Linked DNA regions of Homo sapiens: region 1 is linked to region 2. Evidence: read pairs that join two places in POLR2A ChIA-PET (ENCODE). Cell type or tissue: A673. All regions are shown on one strand. Links, peaks and the distances in the headings refer to the core of each region. The heading gives the core; the rest is flanking DNA. Region 1 overlaps LNC-LBCS (lncRNA bladder and prostate cancer suppressor, hnRNPK interacting). Region 2 holds the start of LOC105374961 (a long non-coding RNA gene).

Region 1 (9,561 bases), core at 1,006-9,005, 470 kb before region 2:
AAGTTTCCCTCTTAGCAGTGTTTTTGCTGCATCCACAAATTTTGATATGTTGTGTTTTTATTTTCATTCAGTTCAGTGTATGTTTTGATTTCCACTTAGACTTCCTCTTTGAGCTATGGATTATTTTATAGGGAATTTAGTTTCCAAGTGTTGGGTTATTTTCCTATTATCTTTCTGTTACTGATTTCGACTTTAATTTCATTATGGTCAGAGGATACACTCCATATGATTTAATTCTTTTAAATTTCATGAGTTTGTGTTATGGATATGATCTATCTTGGTGTATGCTCTGTGATTGCTTAAAGAGAATGCTGCTAGTGTTGGGCGGGGTGCTCTGGAAGTGTCAGTTAGCTTCTGTTGCTTGACGATGTTATTGGGTTCTCTTATATCTTTGCTGATTTTCTATCCAATTGTTTTATCAGTTGTTGAGAGAGGAGTGTTGAAGTCCCCAACTATAATTGTGGATATATCTAATTCTCCCTTCAGTTCTATCAGTTTTTGCTTCACATATTTTATAAGTCTGTTATTTGGTGCATACTCACTTAGAATTGCTAATACAGTTCACTTAGAATTGCTTATGTAATTCTTTTTGGTGAATTATATTTCTCTCTGTCTCTTGTCCTTTGCTTTGAAGTCTATTTTCTTTTAATATAGCCATCCCTGCTTTCTTCAAATACTTTCATGACTTTTTTTTATACTTTTACTTTCAACCTATTTCATTATATTTGAAGTGAGCTTCTTGTAGATAGCATATAGTTGGGTCATCTCTTTTTTTAAAATTCATTCTGTGATCTCATTTTATTAATAGTTATATTTAGATCATTTACATTAAATGTAATTATTGATATACGTTTATGCTTTTGTTTCCTATTTTATTTAATATTTGCTCTGTCTTCCTTTTTTTAAACTCTTTCTTGCTTTGGGCTACTTAAACATTTTTTAAAAATCCGTTTTGATTTATGTATAGTGTTTTTGAGTGCAAATATATAGCATTTTTAATAGTTGCTGTAGCTACTGTATTATAGTTATAGCTTACTAACTCTATTGGTGTTAATGGAGTACCAGTTCAAGTGAAGTGTTAAAGTCTTCCCTCCCTTCATATCCCTTCACTTTATAATATAAATATGCAATATAATTGTCTTAAGTATCTCCTGTACATACATTTAGAACCCTACCAGATAGTGTTATAATCTTTGTCTCAGTAGTCAAATACTTAGAAAGCTCAAGAGGAGAAAGAAAACCTATTATATTTTCCCATGGTTTTTTTTATGATTTCTGTCTTCTTTCTTTCTTCTTGATGTTACAAGTTTTCTGTTTTTAATTATCATTTTCTTTCTGTTTAGAGAACTCTTTTCGCTTTTTTTTTTTTTTTTTTTGACAAGATCTTTCTCTCTCAGCCAGGCTGGAGTTCAGTCCTGCAATCATAGCTCACTACAGCTTCACACTCTTGCACTCAAGCAATCCTCTCTTCACCCTCCAACGTAGCACCACCACCCTAGCCAGCTTTTTAAATTTTTTGTACAGATGGGGTCTTGCTTTGTTGCCCAGGCTGGTCTTGAACTTCTGGCTTCAAGCGATCTTTCCACCTCAGCCTCCAGAAGTACTGGGATTACAGGTGTGTTCCACCATGCCCATCGTCTTTAGTTATTCTTTTAAATAGGTCTGTTGGTGACAAACTATCTTAGTTGTCCTTCAACTGAAAATGTCTTGATTTTTCCTTCATTATTGAAGGATATTTTTGCTGGATATAGAATTTTGAGATGACAATTCTTTTAGTACTTGAAAAATGTTATGCCACTTCCTTATGGCCCCCATGTTTCTTGTTGAGAAATCTGTCATTTAAATTTTTTTCCCCTATAAATAAGGTATTATTTGCTGTTGCCACTTTCAAGACTTTTTCCGTCTTTATTTTCAGAAGTTTGACTATAATGTGCTTCAGTAGTGATTTCTTTGCGTTTATCCTTCTTGGCATTCATTGATAGTTTTATGAATCTGTTAGTTTATGCTTTGGCTAAATTTGGGGAGTTTTCAGTTGTTATTTTTTCAAATACTTTTCAGCCACACCCTTTTTCTTCTCTCCTTCCTAGTCTTTAAAGTTATATTAGATGTTTTGTTATAATCCTACTGGTCCCAAAGGCCCTGCTCATTTTTTAAAATATCAGTTTTCTCTCTGCTTTCAGATTGGGTAATTTTTATTGTTGTCTTCAAGTTTACTGATTCCTTTTTTTGTTCCCTTCATTCTGCTGTTTAGGTCATCCATTGAGTTTTTAATTCTGCTGTCTTTCCACTAACACAATTTCCTTTTGGTTCTTATTTATATCTTTGTTTTCCTTGCTGAGACTTTTAATTTTTTTTCCATTTGTTTTGGGCATGTTCATAATTACTCATTAAAACATTTTTATGGTGGTGCTGCTTTATTGCTGCCAAGCGGAAATAGAAATCCATGCCAATGTTAATAACTGGGTGTGAGGGACTCCTCGTAACTCCTGGGCAAGGGTGGAAGTTCTAGTTCTCCATTAAACCTCTGTTGATATCATCCTGGCTGGGAGGGGCATGAAGACTCATTACTGCTTGGCCTCTACTGACATTGTTGAGTTGAGTTGGGGTGGTCTGGTTTCTGCTGGGCAGGAGTGAAAGTTCTACCTCTCCACTAACTTCTTCTGATGCCACTCCAGTGAGGTGGGGAGGAGCATTTTATTACTGCAGGATGGGATGGAAGTCCATACTCTCCATGTGGTCTCCATGAGCACCATCAGTGTGGTGGTGGTGGTGAAGACTCCTTATTGCCTGGTGGAGATGAAGTTCCTAGCTCTCTGCTTTTCCTCTATGACACCACTTGGATAGGAGTTTTGGGGTATCTGGCAAAGGTGGAAATGGAGCCTCCCACTCAGTTTTTGCTGGTGGGGGTGGAGGTGAGGCCACAGTTTTCTCTGTGGTGTTTGGCTGTTACTGTCCAAGCATCTTCTGTCTGGCTAGGTAGCCATTTTGCTTATCCTTTTTCTAGAGAGGGCAGGTTTCTGTTGAGGCTTTTTGGGTTGATACTTGTTGGTATTTCTGGGTTTCTGTCTTCTCCAGCACCTAATCTGGGATATTTGAGGCAAAAAATTAACTCAGAGCACTCACCACCTGTTGTTCATCGGGTCCCAAGTTCCCTAGCTGATTTGCCGCCCTCTGTTCACCTTGTCTTCAACCTTCTTATGTCTGAAATAGATGGAACACTGCTCCATCTTTCTGAAAATTGAAGACCCATTGCTTTCAAAAGTAGATGATTCTAAAAAGTACAGCCCGGGTTAAAAACAACCTAGCTATGCCTGTTTAACACAAAGATTATAGTCTCTCCCCTTCATTGTGAAGGGGTATCAGTTTCTACTTCTGTTGGATTTGAAACAGCTTTAAAATAATTTTAGCATATGTGGACTTTCTCTTGCCCAAACAGTGAAAATATTTTGAAGAGAGGAGCAATGCATTATTATTTGGAAGGCAGCTGAGCCTGGTGGTGTGGACAAGGCTTTTGGAGGCAGAATATCTGTATTGCAATGAGATCTTGGTCAAAATTCTTAACTTTCTTAAGGTCAATAAAAATTCATGATATTGTTAAGAGTAAATATGTTATATATAAAAGACCCACCACAGTGCATGACTAACACATAATATATGTTCAAATATTAGTTCTTTCTTCCTGTGGTCATGCTCTATATATTACCTGAATAGTGATTAAGGAAGCCAAACAATTGGGCTGAGTATTTGAGTCAGAGGAGTTACTCTGGAAGCCTCTTAACTCTTTAGGCTCAGGAATAGCTAGAAAAATAGTTGTAAGGAAGATATCCTTGTAAGAATAGAAATGTGAATTTTTAAAAATGATCCAGGTATGATAGGGTAGTGGTGTAAGTCAAGAAGAAAGACTATTGAGAATACAAAATGATAGGTAAAAGTGATTGGTTATGGTAGTAGAATAGACACGGAAGTAAAACCATGAGCAGGAAGTGAAAGACTGGGAGAAAAGTTTGAGGTTAAGGTTAGGGCCTGGAAATTTTAGTAGGTAAAGTTCTTCCTATTTCTCTGACTGTACTTTCTAATTTTCTTTTGAGGGTTTTTTTTTCTTACGTATTCCTTAAATGTTGTTGTAATTTGAGGTTCTGCCCTCTTTTTCTCATATATACTGACCTTGGATAATCTTATCCAATTCCATAATGCTGGTCTTAAGAAAAAGCTAACAGATTCGAACTCATTTATTGAATCTGCAGTTACCACTGGATGTCTCCATTTGGATGTCACACAGGCTTTTCAATCTCAGCATATCCTAATTCATCTCCCTTCTGTGTTCTCCATCTCATTGAACAGTACCACCATTGATTCAGATCCTAAAGTGAGAAACGCAACCATCTTCCTGTCTTTCATAGAACACACTCAAGCGACAACCAACTTATGCTCATTTTTCCTTCAGGAATTTCTGAAAAATTCTATTGAGCATTAAGGGAAGTCATGTTGGAAGAATGCTAAAATAGGTCAAAGGAGACATAAAATATTCTCCTGAGTCTCAAAACTAATATTCCCCAGGACTGTTTTCTCTATGCTTTATGGGGTAACTGATAGAATTCTGTTAGCATTGTTCTTTGTTTCTTGACCAGTTATTGCCAGTATTTGAATTTTCAGTTTCATCTTCATTCTAGAACTTCATATTCTCTTATGCCATCTTTTTCTTTTCACCTTGTTTTCTCTTTTCAATTTTATGACAATTGCTGCTACAAGTTGAATTCCTATTTCTCTCCCATCACCTGCTATATTAATTAGGGTTAGGTTATGTTGCAGTGAAATCTTAGTTGCTCATAGAAACAAAGATCTATGTCTTGCTCCTGCTACATATCCATGATGGGTTGGCTAAATGTTTTCTCCTTCCAGGTTTGAGTGAGGCCGATGGACCTCTACTGTCTTAAGAGAGTTGGTGGCTGTGGCACAAGGAAGGGGGGGGGGGGAAGCAAGATACATCCAGAAAGGCTTCTGCCTGGTGGAATTGATAAACGTCAATTGAGATTTTCCAAGGACCAAAACACATGCATTACCATGCCCAACTTCAAGTAGGTAGGGAAACGAAGTCTGTTATGAGGGTGGAACACTGAAATAGCTGGTGAACATTTATTTCCAGCATGACTACAAGACTCACTCATGGCTCCTCTGCTGGAAGCCCTGCCTTCTTCTGTCCTCCCTCCCTTCTCCTTCTCTTCCTTTCTTCTTTCCTTCCTTTGACATTTTAAAAATGACTGTTAAAAATATTCTTGGGAATGCCACAAAAATGGGAAACCAAGCATTTAGTACTACAGGGTGGTTCTAAGTATTGAAAAATAAAAATGGATTTGTTAATACATTGCACTGTAACTGCATAGCTAGTGGTTCCAAGTGCAGCCTGGTTGACAGCAGTGATCCAAAGTAGCAGCGACAAAAACAAAACAAAACAAAAAAAACTGCAGGCAAGTTAGAATTTCATTAAATACCAAAAGCGCATCTCTTAGCACTTACTCCATAGCTCTAGGGTGCTGATGCTCACTGTTATCAGTTGCATGAATCACCATGGCAATTGATGAATGTAAAAATTCAGTATATGTTTTTTTCTTGCAGTTTTTTAAAATTTTTGGTTCTGAAGAATACCTTTTCATTTGTCTGTCTCTGTCTCTCTTATTCTGTTCAATGTATGCAACAAGAAAACATTCTCTTTTTTTTTGTGACTTAAAAGCTTTTTCTAATTTATTTGAAAAACTCTGAGGCTGGATGCCGTGGGTCACACCTGTAATTCCAGCACTTTGGGAGGCCGAGGTGGGTGGACCACCTGAGGTCGGGAGTTCGAGACCAGCCAACATGATGAAACCCCGTCTCTACTAAAAATACAAAAAATTAGCCAGGCATGATGGCAGGTACCTGTAATCCCAGCTACTTGGGAGCTGAGGCAGGAGAATCATTTGAACCCGGGAGGTAGAGGTTGCAGTGAGCTGAGGTCACACCATTGCACTCCAGCCTTGGCAACAAGAGCGAAACTCCATTTCAAAAACAAAACAAAAACGAAAAACTCTGAATACTGACTCCTGACAAAAGAGAATTCTATTGTCCCCCCAATATATAGGCATTTATGTTAACCGAATTCTTTTCATGTCTCTTTATTAGTGTGCTCACATTCATGCTCCTTGGACTGTATCTCCAAAAGCAAGATAGAGCATCACAGCTGATACTCTTATTTCTATGTGATGATAGACCATCATATCAGATAGTTTGTTTTTACACTGTAATAAGGAAAACCTGTCTGGAAGGTATGAACCAGGGCAATCAATCTCATAATAGACCACTTGTTAACATTAGACCAATGGTAAGAGTAGAGCAGACAGAAATGAAACCCAATCTATTGTATATGTTAATGATAAATATATATGTGTACACGTGTGCACACACACACACACACAGCATCCATAATTCAAAAATCAAAAATCTGAAATGCTCCAAAATTTGAAATTTTTTGCGCTCTGACATGACACCACAAGTGGAACATTCCACACCTGACCTCATGTAGTGAGTTGCTGTCAAAACTCTGTTTCATGCACAAAATTATTTAAAATATTATATAAAATTACCTTTAGGCTATGTGTATAAGGTATATGTGAAGCATAAATGAATTTAGTGCTTAGGCTTGGGGAGCATCACAAGATAATCTCATTATGTATATGCAAATATTCCAAAATCCAAAAAAATTTGAAAAACCTCTAGTCCCAAGTATTTCAGATAAGGGATATTCAACCTGAACTTGTGTAACTGGTGTAACTGTACATACATATGCATGTGCATGTCTGTGTGTGTTCCAACCCAAACACCATGCCATTCTTCCCCTGCCTTGCCCCATGTCCCACATCCACTCCTACCCCCATTTATTTGCTACCAGAACTAGGTCACTTTCTTGTCCCTTAGACTCAGTGGGAGACTCCCAACTCATTGTGTTTGGATTAAGTAGAAAGTTATTCTATAACCATGTATTCAAAAAAAATAACTTTACAATCATTTGAAACAAAACCAACTATTACTTTTAAAAAGCTACCTGCTTTCAATTAAGCAGGAAATTATCTAAGAAGCCACTTAATTTGCTTTGGTCTGTAGTCCCACAACTGCTTTATGCTGAGTGGAGCATGAAATTAAATATGTAACAACTATCCTAATGGTTATGTTTCAGAATGCCAGCATTTTAGATTCCTAGGTATACCGAGTGGTAACAAATACAAAAATGTACCAATCAAAGAATATGGCTGTATTGAGTTTGAGGAAGAAAAAAACCCAAAATATTATTAATGTTCTTTATTTTTTTTAGTTAAAACTGTTTTTAAAAGTCTTCCGTTAATTGATGTATCTAGGAAGAGCTGCAGTGCATATATGGAAAATTTTTTCAGACTACAATAAACTGCATTTTTTTCCAAATAAATTTTTACAGCATTTTCTTGTGTCCAAATGTAAAATAAATTATGCAAGGATACATTAATAGAGAAAGTCATAATGAATTTTTACTATGTGTTGAAGAAACACTGATACTAATCTCCGTTTGAAGGATTCATCTTTGTTTAAAGCAAAGACGTGTTGTTTGCAATGGAGAAACTGTTTATGTCCACATATAAAGGCACTAGTTTGTGCAGGAAATTTCAGAAGCATTACTTAAATGACACTTCAATCAGTTCTTAACAATGTTGTAAATGCTAGATGGTTCTCAGAGCCTCTTATTTATTTAAAACATTTTTTTCACAACTTTAAAACTATTTTTAAACTAGACAAATCTTTCCAAACACTAATCATATTATGATTAAACATTTTTAAAATAGCTGTATAAATGTGGATAAAATCATCCTCGTTCTTTTGTAGTTACTTATTTTAACCCAATCCTTTTCTTTCTTTTTCTAAAAAGTCTAGGTTGACATTTTGGCAGTTGTATTAGGAAATGTTGACAAACAAATAGAAGAATGTAACTGGATTTCTCTTCCCCCCCATATGTGAAGCAAGGCAAGTGTGAGCTGAGAGAGCTTGCAAGGTTCCACAGTTGCTCAGCACTCATTTATTTGATGCTGAAGATGCTTAATATTCTAGTTTCTGTCATTGAATCTATCTCTATACTTAGCTATATTATTCAAAAATATTTTTCAGTTTTCTAAAACTGCTATCTTCAAGGATTCCCTGAGAAGCTACAAAAAAGGACATCATGGTAATTTATGGGACGTTGGATATTTTTCTAGGACAAAAAATCTCCTATTTCTGCATGTATACTTCAGCTTATTCTGATCAGGGAAAGAGCAAGACCATAATCACACAGAATCCTTGCATAAGAATCTGTGTGACCTTGAGAGAGCTGGTTGACCTCCCTGAGCCCGATTCCTATGAACTGTAACCGTCTTTCATGTGTACGTTGGGAATAATCATAACTCTCTGTCAGAATTGTGAGGATTAATTTGAGATAAGGTAAGACAAGCATTCTGTAGAGTGACTGACACATAGTAGGACCGTGTTGTCATGAGTTACCGTGATTAAAGTGGTGGATCATCTCATCCTTCTTTTGTAGCCTCTGTCTACCAGATCCTATGGGAAGCCTTTCGTGTCTGTCATTTCATTAAGTCTTCCCAACAGCCTAACGAGATAGGTCTTATTAGTATCTCACTTTACAGCTGAGAAATCACAACAGAGGGACTGGTGATGGTTCACTGGGCATTTCAGGTAAAGAAACAGGTAAAGGTGGTATTTTGAGTTTAAGAAGCCTTTTTCCCTGAAACTCGGCCAAAAGTTTTTCCTACTTAGAGGACCTACTTGCATTTTTATCAGCCTGCAGAATGTTTCTAAACTTCAACCGTGTGTCTTTTGGCTACACTTGGAATGTTAGTAACCAAAAGAAAGACAGACTTTTGGATGATGTGGAGTTTGTTTTCACCACAGCCAAATCTTTGCTACGGTAAAAGATATTATAGACCAATCCGATTGCATTTCTTAAACAATCACTAAAATACAAATTTAAAGATAAAAATAAGTGCCTTTATATAGCTGAGGGTGTGATTTATTTATACACAAGGGAGTTTAATTTTCCAATTAATGAGTGGGTTTTATGCACATGATGTCCCTTAGTTTTAATGAATAATGTGTGTGTGGTATGATAGATTGCTGTGCTAAACACATGGTGCTCCCTGCCAGAAAGCAGATCTGTATATTATAATTTGTACATGTGATATCACACCGATGAAATCAAGAAAATGAATTAATTACATTCACAAATGTTTGGTAGACCAATAATTTCCAAGAGTCAGGAAATTCCTTAAGAAACACCTAGGCAATAGTGTTTTACTAGGAAATAATTGAGCAATATTTTAAAAATCTCAACCTGGAGGAAATGATATATCATTGAAAGGAGTGACTCTAAAGATAGGACCTAAAAACAACTTGGAACCCTGAAATTTAAAATTGGTTGAATTTAGATTAGAGCAGAGACGTCATTTGATCTTAGTGATGTACTTGCCTTATCTATCCAAATATTCATTCCTGAGAGCTTGACACAGCGCCAGG
Region 2 (9,561 bases), core at 1,004-9,003:
TCCATTTAGCTGTCAGAATGAACCTTTTAAAAGGATGAATCACATCTTGATGCTTATGACATCTCAGTACTCTAGTGGTTTCCCATCACATTTTGAATAGAGTCTAAAGTCGGGGGCCTACAGGACCCTATATGATCTGGCCCTTGGCTAGCTTACTAATATGAACATCCAGGACTCTCTTACCCACTCTACTTCAGCCACACTGAGCTTCCAGAGTGAGACTTAGCAGACTTAAACTAGTGGTTACCAAAAGTAGGCAGATTTGAGACATATTTTGGATGCAGAACAGACAGGTCTTACTGACAGATTAAATTGGAAAGTTGAAGAAAAAGAGAAATAAAGAAAACAGAAAACCAAATACCACATGTTCTCACTTATAAGTGGGAACTAAATGATGAGGACTCATGAACACAAAGAAGGGAACAGCAGACACTGGGTTCCACTTGAGGGTGGGGGTAGGAGCAAGGAGAGGAGCAGAAAAGATAACTATTGGGTACGTGGCTTAATGTCTGGTTGATGAAATACTCTGTACGACAAACCCCCGTGACACAAGTTTACCTGTGTAACAAACCTTCATACGTACCCCTGAACCTGAAATAAAACTTTAAAAAAGGAAAGAATTATTTTGGGTTATAATAGCGACAATAAATATTAGCTCTTTCTATGAGTATTATCCCACATTAATAAGAACTAGATAAATGATCACGCTGAATATGTGGCAGTGATAAATCCTGCTTTAGTTTGTGTGTTAGGTGCTATATTAGGGTCAGAATTTAGTGTTTTCTTCACCTGTGAGTCAGCAGTTCTCCCAGTTTTATGGATGGCAGAACCGTTTATCTTTGGAAGAGCTGCCACTATTCAAGTTCATGATTTACTTTAGCACTTCTAATATTTCTCGAAGTTGGTTCCCAAGCCACAGCCAATGGAATATTCATTTTAAAATGCAAGCCCAATTCCTCTCTGGAGATAGGACCTAGGAATCTTCATTTTAACTTGTACCCCATGATCCTTATAGATTCTGAGCTTGAAAATCACTGCTTTAACAGATTTCTTGGGAACTTATATACTTTGTTGGGTTTATTAGAAGTTGAACTTGAGTTGTCTTCACTCCACCTTCACAGAGAAACTCACCGTCTCTCAGACCAAGAAAACATTTAACTGAAAGGCCTGGAGATGATGAATGAGATTGAGTTCCCTTCTCTAGGAAATGGGTTATTTTTCGGACCATGCAGGAAGAGTGTACTTTGGCACCCATTGTCTTGATGTATTGGGAGAAGATGATTCAGATTCATACAGCTGGTACGCTGGTACATTCCTACACTGCTGCTTCAGGGGGATAAACTAGGTTCCCAGAAATTGTGTGGCAGGATGCGCTCCATCTCTCCTCTAGAACATGCATACTGTCTTAACAACTTATATTTGTTCTGTTTTTTTTTTTTTTTTTTGACATGCTTTCACAGGGACATAGTGGAATGCCAAGTCCTGATAAATCCAAGATAAAACAAAAAAGAAAGCAGTTCCATCACCTCTATCCTTCTTTCTTTTCCAGACTTCCTAAAGGTTAGGAAATTCTTGAGGATTTCTTTTTTCATCATATTCAAAACACACACACACACACACACACACACACACACACACACACACACACACACACATATATATATATATATATATATATCCTGGTCTCCAATTTTAAATACAAGACAAATCCTTTACAGTCCCAGAAAGGAGGGCATTGACCAGTCCCAGCTCAGTTCCCACCTGGGGAATTCCATACATATACAAATTTAAATTCAATTTACCACATTCACATGAAAAGGGACTGGTTTTCTAAGCCCGATGATGGGAGTGACATTGAATACAAGATTGTGTAGCACTTTAAAGAACTTTCCTTTTATTAGCAGCTCCATAATCACATTAACTTAGTCTGAGAATTCAAACTAATTCTTTCCCTAGAGGCCCGAGCAGTAATAATTGTAGAAATCTGTGAAAAAGGATAAATACAATTCAATAATTATATTGATAAATAAAATGAAAATCAACTAATTGTGTCATTCACTCAGATGCTCGCCTCGGCTGTTGCTGGCTTTCTGCTTCACTGCCTGCTAAACTTTTACTGTCACACTTCAATAAATTTAATTGTGCAGAATAAATGAGCTAATTTTTGAAGTCACAGGCTCTGTTTGCAAGATAAGGGCGGTGATTTATTGACCTCTTCTAGCTCTGTAAGAGCATCACACTCCTCCACTGACAACTTGGCATCGGCCGTTTTCCTTTCTGCCGGTTCCCCTCACAGCTCTTGCTAGTTCTGTCCTAACCTTCCCTCTCTCCTCTCATCTTCTTTCAAGAAATCACTGGCTGCATATCTTAAACAGTCCGGCAGGCCCTGCTTCCCGTTGGTTTCAGAAGAACATTCTGGTCTCTGTAGTAGTTCTTCATAGGGTGATGAATTATTTTTCCATTTCTGCAGCTATCTGAACCTATCCTTCAGAACTAAAGCCTCAGGTTGTGAACTTCTACCTTTCGACATCCCATGGCAAAATCCAGCTCATCTGTAGTTGTGATACAGATAATGGAGACAATGGCTTTTGCTCTTGGACTTAAAACAGTTTCTTGCAACAGGCACACTGATGTCACACCAGATCAAAACTCCTGATTAAACACAATGTTTCAAAGCGAGGTCACTTCCTGCATGTTGGGTTGAGATATGACAACTTAAAATATAACCACTCAAAATGCCAAGAATTATTTGAATAAGCAAAATAGAATTTGCTTGTAATGTAGAGAATATGCCTTGGACCAAATGCCTTAGTGTCTGAAATAGCTTTTATATACAATATCTCCTGAATGATGTACAGTGTATATTAACAACTGACTGTTTCCCATGTAAGCCTCATATTTTTAATACACGCCAAAGAACTTGTATTCATTATACCTTCTCACAGTGTCCGGCTTCTTTGGCAATACCTGGAATTAGTAGGTGTTCAACAAATAATTGATGAATTAACACATTAATTAATGAATACATTGCATTGATATAAAAGTTATATTACATGAATACTTGCATGTATATTTCAGCTTATTATGGCACAATTTGGAAGACATGCAATTTTATGTCAATTTTATGCCAAATGGTAGTAGCATAGTGATCTCTAAGCAGTGGGACCAAATTAGGGTTGAGAAGAAGCCTCTAAAGGGAGAGTAGAAAAATAACTATCTTTTAATAGAGAAGGCCTTGTAAAGCATCATCAGGCATCTAAATGTTATTCCAATTTGTACACAAAGAAAATATGTTTCACAGCATAGCATAGCCATCTATCTACCAAGGGAGTTCCACAGACAGATCTCTCAGATCTCTCAGAGGGGTCTGTCAACCATCAGCTCACTGTGGGCTCAGTTGTCCGCCTCACCTGGCATGAAGAAAAGCAGTGGAACTATATACTAAGATTTGAGGTTCTTAGTACAATGGCTTCAGTCCTCTGATTATGGAAGCTCAGAGTCACAAATTTACAGCTGGGTAAAAGGGCTAGCAAAATATGAGTGTGTGTGTGTGTGTGTGTGTGTGTATGTGTGTAAATTAGCTAGATCTCTTGAATATTAAGAAGACAAACACTTTACTTTTCAATTTATCTTTTTCTTTTTTTACTTTCCTTTAACTGCTTTCCTCCTGTTATTTTCCAACCTTGTGCTCCACTGTCTTTTCTCCTTCAAATGGGTGAGATCTCTTTGAAGTCTGAGAATGTGGCTTGAGGAAGGGAAGAGCTGGCTGCAGTGCCGCTCCTAATGAAGACTTACGTGATAGCATTGCCTTGAAGCTCAGCACTACCTGCCCAGGTAGTTAGACCCAGTCTCCAGGTGTTTGCTTGCAAGAAGTCATAGTGTCATTGCAAATCAGGATAGATTCCCTGACAGGCAGAGAAGAACTTTCCACACTGGTGCTCTTGCTGTCATTGTTACCATCTTTGTTGCAAAAACAATCATTCCTTGATAATACCATGTTTAAAAGAGCCATTGAGTAAGTATAAGATTTTAATTACCTGATGTATCAGCAAAGGACAGAGGTGGGCTCTCATAGTATTGACTATGCCCTATTTTCCTCATGGGAAAATACCCCCTTAAGCTATTAATACAACTGGAAGAACTGCTAGGTCTTTTCTACACAGCTTTCCTCATTCTTGCCAAAGTGTTTATTGAATCCTTAACTAAAACCACTTGTGCTCTTGAACTCTCTTCTTGGAAAAAAGAAAGAAACTAAAAATACTGAACTATTATTGTTTCTTTCTCAGAGGTACACAAAGAAGGATTACCACAGGAAATCCAGAGAGGCTTTAGAAGACGAGCTTGCGTTGAGATAGAAGCCGGAAGCCCACTTAGCCAACTGCCTCCATGGGACTTGGCATGAGGCAGGCTTATGACAGTAAATGCTACACTGCCCTCAGTGAAAAAGAGAATTTGGCATTCATTCTTCTGAACCCGCCATCCCTCAGCCTTGGCGCCTGGGAATTCTGCGAATCGTTGCCTGTGGCAGTGACACTGATTTGTATCTGGGTATGAACTTAAATGAAAACATGAATTGAACTCATTACTTGAGGAAGGAAACACTGCCAAATTTAACAGGATGAAATTCCAGCAGGGTGTAAGGTTTTATGGGGCTACAGTGGAATATCTCATAGAAAGGTTTCCAGTTCATAAAACACTTTCAAAACATGCTCGGCCCTTTTAAGTTGAAGGGACATTATCATTTCTATCTATGGCATTTCTCTGCAAATTGAACTCAAATATCCTTTGGGCTGACTACACAGAGAACAGAAGAAAGAAGTGGAAGAAACTTGGACTGAAGATTGCCTCCCTGAAAAGGTTTTCTTCAGGCAGAATTAGGTGAGAACAAATGACATCAGAAAGTAGCATGTCAGTATACTGCTGCCAGCTCCATATGGTTCAGCTTGTTTTCACAGGTATTTAATTAATTCCACAAACATATATTGAGTATCAGATGTGGGATCCTGTTCAACACATTTGGGGTACAGTAGTCAATTAGTCTACTCTCATGGCACATACATGCTGGAAGGAGAGAAAAACAATAAATAAATGAACAAAAGATGCAGTATCAGGTAGTGATCATTGCTATCAAGAAAAATAAAGCAAGAGAAAATGGGATAGAAGGTGTCAGGGGTGCGGGGTGACATTTTACATAGTGTGTTTGGCAAAGGCAATTCTCAGGTGGTGACATTTGAACAGAAGCTTGAATGAAGTGACCTACATGTTGAATCCAGAAAGCTAATTTTATATATATATATTTTTGGAAGGGGGCAGGAGATAATAAGCTAGTAAAAGGGTTGGGAAATTATTTTGATTCAAGGATGCCCAGTTTAAAAAACTGTAAGAGACAGCCCCTCTTTTTCTCCCAGTATAGCGCTTTCGGTGGCCATTTGAATAGAGCTCTGCATGTTTCCTTGGGATTTTCTGGTGTTCATGGCATAACAACCAGCCAGCAGTCTTCTGGCTGGACCACGTTTTACTTGCTAGCAAGGAGCAGAAGCTGTGGAAATTGGCATGTAGAGATGTAAAAGGATTTTATACTTTTCAGCCTGGGCAGAAAATTATAGAGAAAAGTAGGTGGGAGTCAGAAAAACATGAAATGAGAAAGAAAAGCATAATCTGAGTGAGTTCTCTCTCTTTTTTTTTTTGTTTTCTATGTTTATCTTTCCACAGCTTTTTCACTGGCTCTGTTAAAAAGCAAATATCACTGCAAACTTCATTTCATTTTCTCTCAACAGATGAAATAAAGCTTGTTAAAATGTTTTTCCCTTCTGTCAGGTGCAAACTCCATGTTAGCAGGTTTGAAAACTTTCACATGTTCAGATAGCAATGGAGGTTTTAACTTGGCCAACATCAACAAACAAACCATGAGTCCCTCACGTGTGCAATGCTTGCATAGAATGAAATTGAGTATGAGCATGTTTGCCAACCCTACTACAAATGGTTTATTTAGAATAGTAGAATGTGAAAAATACAGATTTATTTTTAATAGCTAGTACCATGATGATTATTGATTTTTTCTTCCAGATTATTAATTTAAATAGCAAAATTATGCTACATGTTTAAAATATGTCTGTATCCTGAAAGTACTTATTGTAAGCTTAAGCCCAGTCTTATTTCTAAAAAGATAATTTGTAGGAGGTATAATTTTCATTTGTATTCATGTATATTAATATATTTTTTGGTGTTACACTGTTGCATGAGGATAGCTGTAAGGTCAGGATATTTAGGAAACCTCTGAATTGAACATTGAGCTTGTGGATCTAATATTTAAGTAACTGGTTTCTGTCTACGTACTCTTTTCTCTTCCGTGGTAAGCCCTGCAGGCAAGCTCACTTCTCTATGTTCTCAGTTGTAAATGAGGAAAGTAGGACGAGGTATGGAGCTGGAGGGTAAATGGCAGAATAGAAGACAGAGTGCCATTCTGCGTAAGAGCACCACCTTTTGTGTTTGGCAGGCTTGGTTTTAGTCCTGATTTTTCCAGGTCCAAGTATAATCTGGAGCATTTCTCAAATTCACTAAACCTCAGTTTCACCTTCTGTAAAACGAAGCTATTTCATTGAGTTATTTTGGGTTACATATGTAAAATTTACAGCCAAATACTTAACACTCAAGTCTGTCAAGAAACAATTCCAAATATTTTATAATAAATATATAAAAAACTTTCACAATTCATGGAATTTACTTCTTGATTAGTTGCCATGGTCTATGGTTATAATGAAATGTACTCTTGGCAGTCCTGGATAGAGAAGCTCTTGAACCACAACCACAACCATTACCTTGGAGATGTCGAAACTGCCCTTTTCCCCGAGACCATCATTAGTGCTTTCCACGAACCTGGATGATAACCTCACGTTCACCTTTCAAAGCCAAGAATAACAAGAGAATTGAATGTAATGATAATGTTTCTTCTTAAAATTATGCCAAATCCGACTTAGTTGATGTGAGTTCTGCTTTTTAAATTAAAGAAAGTACAAAGTCTATTTTGTGGGTTGGCTAAAAGGGCACTGGTTAAAGAAAACAATGGTTATTTGTTTCTGATGTACAAATGATCCACACAGACACATCTTTAGATGAAACCCCAAATTCTTTACTGGTTGGGTTCTACAAAGAGTGACAGTAGTAATTTGGTGAAGCAGCAGGGGGCAGAGGACTCTTGGTGGTAAGTTAACTTGATTCTACTTTGAAAACTCTGATTAATTGTGCATAGCTGTGCACATACACACACCACATAAACAAAATTCCTGGAATCTGACTGAACCTTATTAAAGATTCATGTCCCTGTAAGTGTAGAGTATAAATCCTATTTAATAAAAAGAATCCTTGTGCCACTGGTAGTAATGTTGGCTAGTGTTGAGAAGATAAAAAGAAGAGAGGTAAAAATAAATATAATGATCAGCTTTTTTTGAGAAATTATAATCTATTAAACTCTAATAATAACTCATTATTTTTTCTTAATGAATGCATGCAGAGGAATTCTATTTCTAAGTAAAGAGTTATAATTATATCAAACCAGCACAATGATTTATTGAGTGTTTACTATGCGGCACAGACTCTGATAGGCACTTTAACCTACACTATTTAATTTAATCCTCACAATGACCCAGAACATAGTATTATTCTCCCTGTTTTCTAGATAGAAAAAATTTAAAAGCCCCCAAATGCACAAGTAGCTCAAACAAGGTCATGTAATAGGTAAGACAGAAAATCTGCATTTGAACCCAGGTCTCATGATTCCAAGTTCCATATTCTACATAAGCATTGTTAGATATGATTTAACAATAATGTATAGGCTTTTTTTTTCATTTCTCCTTTAGCAACACAATGACTGTCAAAGAGCTCATAAGAGATTGGTCAGTGAAACCCTTAAGCTTCATTTGGTCCATCTGTAAGAATTTGGCTCAGTAAATTTTTGTCAAGTACATATTAGGGCGGTAATCACTTGAATTATTTCTTGAGCATTTATAAGTAATTGTCCAATGCCATAATCTCCAAAGCTTGTTATCTATTAAACCTAGGTGGAGGATAAGAGCTTACAATTAGCATCCGAGCAGAGTCTCTCCACCCACCAGGTCCAAAATTTTCTACCGGTTGCCCATTAATTCTAAGGACAGGACTGGTTACATAATGTTTAAGTCTTTGTGAATACGATGTGGAACCCCTTGTTTGAAAGTATCAAGAATTTTAAGGCAGCAACAGCAGAGCCTTAAACCAAGCCTGGGGGTCTTTCTGAGCCGGGCCCAGAAACCACTTCCATGTAAAGAGATAGGTGTTTTACCTTAGGACACTCAAATTGCATCCCAAAGAAGTAGAGCCTGATGAAGTTCATTGGTTCAGCAGCATCAGTGAAAAAACTAGAAGGGAGTGTAGACAGTAGCTTAGGAGGAAGTAGAAACCAGCCTGAAGTTTGGAAATCAGATTTATCTCTTAGGGATGGAAGAAGAAAGCAAGGACTCCGTCTTCTGTATACAGCCTTCAAGAGCCATACAGTAGTATGTCTACAAACCTTGCTGAACAGATTATTTTCTTTGGTTAATTTTCATCCCTTTACCTCTTCTTCTGTCCCTAGAGATATGGCATCTTCCCTGCATTGATCCCTAATAATAGTGTCTAAAATGTAATTTGAGGGATTTTTATGGGAATAAGCCTTGTGTCATATTTTTAATGGAATATCCTGTAGGTCTAGGAGGGCAAAGGCCATGCTTGTCTTATTCATTGTCCCATCCGATCCTCAGCACCAAGTACATGCCTACCACATAACAGGTGCTCAATAAATATTTGATGAATAATTGAAACCTTAGATAATTGAAAGAAAGTTGAGGGGAAGAAGTAAGAATGACCGAAAAATTATGCCAGTGAATAAAATGGTAGAAGAATTGTTTCTATTTATAAAACTGTGTAGAAGACCAAGTCAACAATGTCAGTTTTTTTAAATTGTAAATCTAATGACAGCGATGCTATCTCTACATCCACATAGCCTACTTATTTGCTTTTTTTTTGTTTTTGTTTTTATTTTACCACAAGGAACTGCTTTTGCAATAAGTAAAGTCAATGAAGAAAGTAAGAGGATTGCAAAGGTTTCCCCCGCTGATTCTGCCAACAGAAATGTTTTTATTGTGCTGCTTTGGGTGAGTAGGATGAGTTAGGCTCAAAACTAAAATCAGATGAATGAAAGTTTGTGTGCGTGTGCATGTGTTTATTCACACACATGCATATGCACACACACACACACAGTGGCCCTCATTAGTAAATTATTTGAAAAACAAATGAAGCAGAGGTAAAATTTGGAAGATGAAATAGATAATATGCCCTTTGTGCTACAGAACGTACCATGGTATATCAGAAAAGCAAACAGGCAAGTCCAGAAAAACTTGGAGACCTCAGGAAGCCACCAGCATACACAGAGGACTGAAGTTGCATTTTTTCTTCTCTTCCCCAAACGTTCAGTCCAATAGCAACTAATCCTAGGGAACTAAAAATATACGAAGTGTACAGTAACTCCCTTCTTTGGCTCTTTCTATA

The links. Peaks named below come from ENCODE experiments on the same cell type or tissue, not always from the same donor. Only the 100,000 strongest peaks of a DNase experiment are listed, where the experiment ranks them.
Region 1: POLR2A ChIA-PET joins it to region 2 with 5 read pairs; 2 of 35 experiments call an interaction of 5 or more read pairs at or near these places.

What each region holds. Positions count from the first base shown.
Region 1 is chr6:19,789,551-19,799,111 of GRCh38, reverse strand. All of the region lies in intron 2 of LNC-LBCS (lncRNA bladder and prostate cancer suppressor, hnRNPK interacting), which reads left to right. Among named protein-coding and RNA genes, the nearest start is that of LNC-LBCS, 10 kb to the left of the region's middle. In A673, for the core only: no CTCF peak of the experiment used is centred there; no DNase peak of the experiment used is centred there.
Region 2 is chr6:19,320,524-19,330,084 of GRCh38, reverse strand. LOC105374961 (a long non-coding RNA gene) reads left to right here and starts at 7,800. Exons shown (of 3, transcript XR_926561.3): 1 at 7,800-7,892; 2 at 9,064-9,167. It overlaps LOC107986575 (a long non-coding RNA gene), which reads left to right. Exons shown (of 2, transcript XR_001744014.3): 2 at 4,287-7,022. In A673, for the core only: no CTCF peak of the experiment used is centred there; DNase peaks (open chromatin) are centred at 2,194 and 4,464; H3K27me3 peaks cover 218 bases.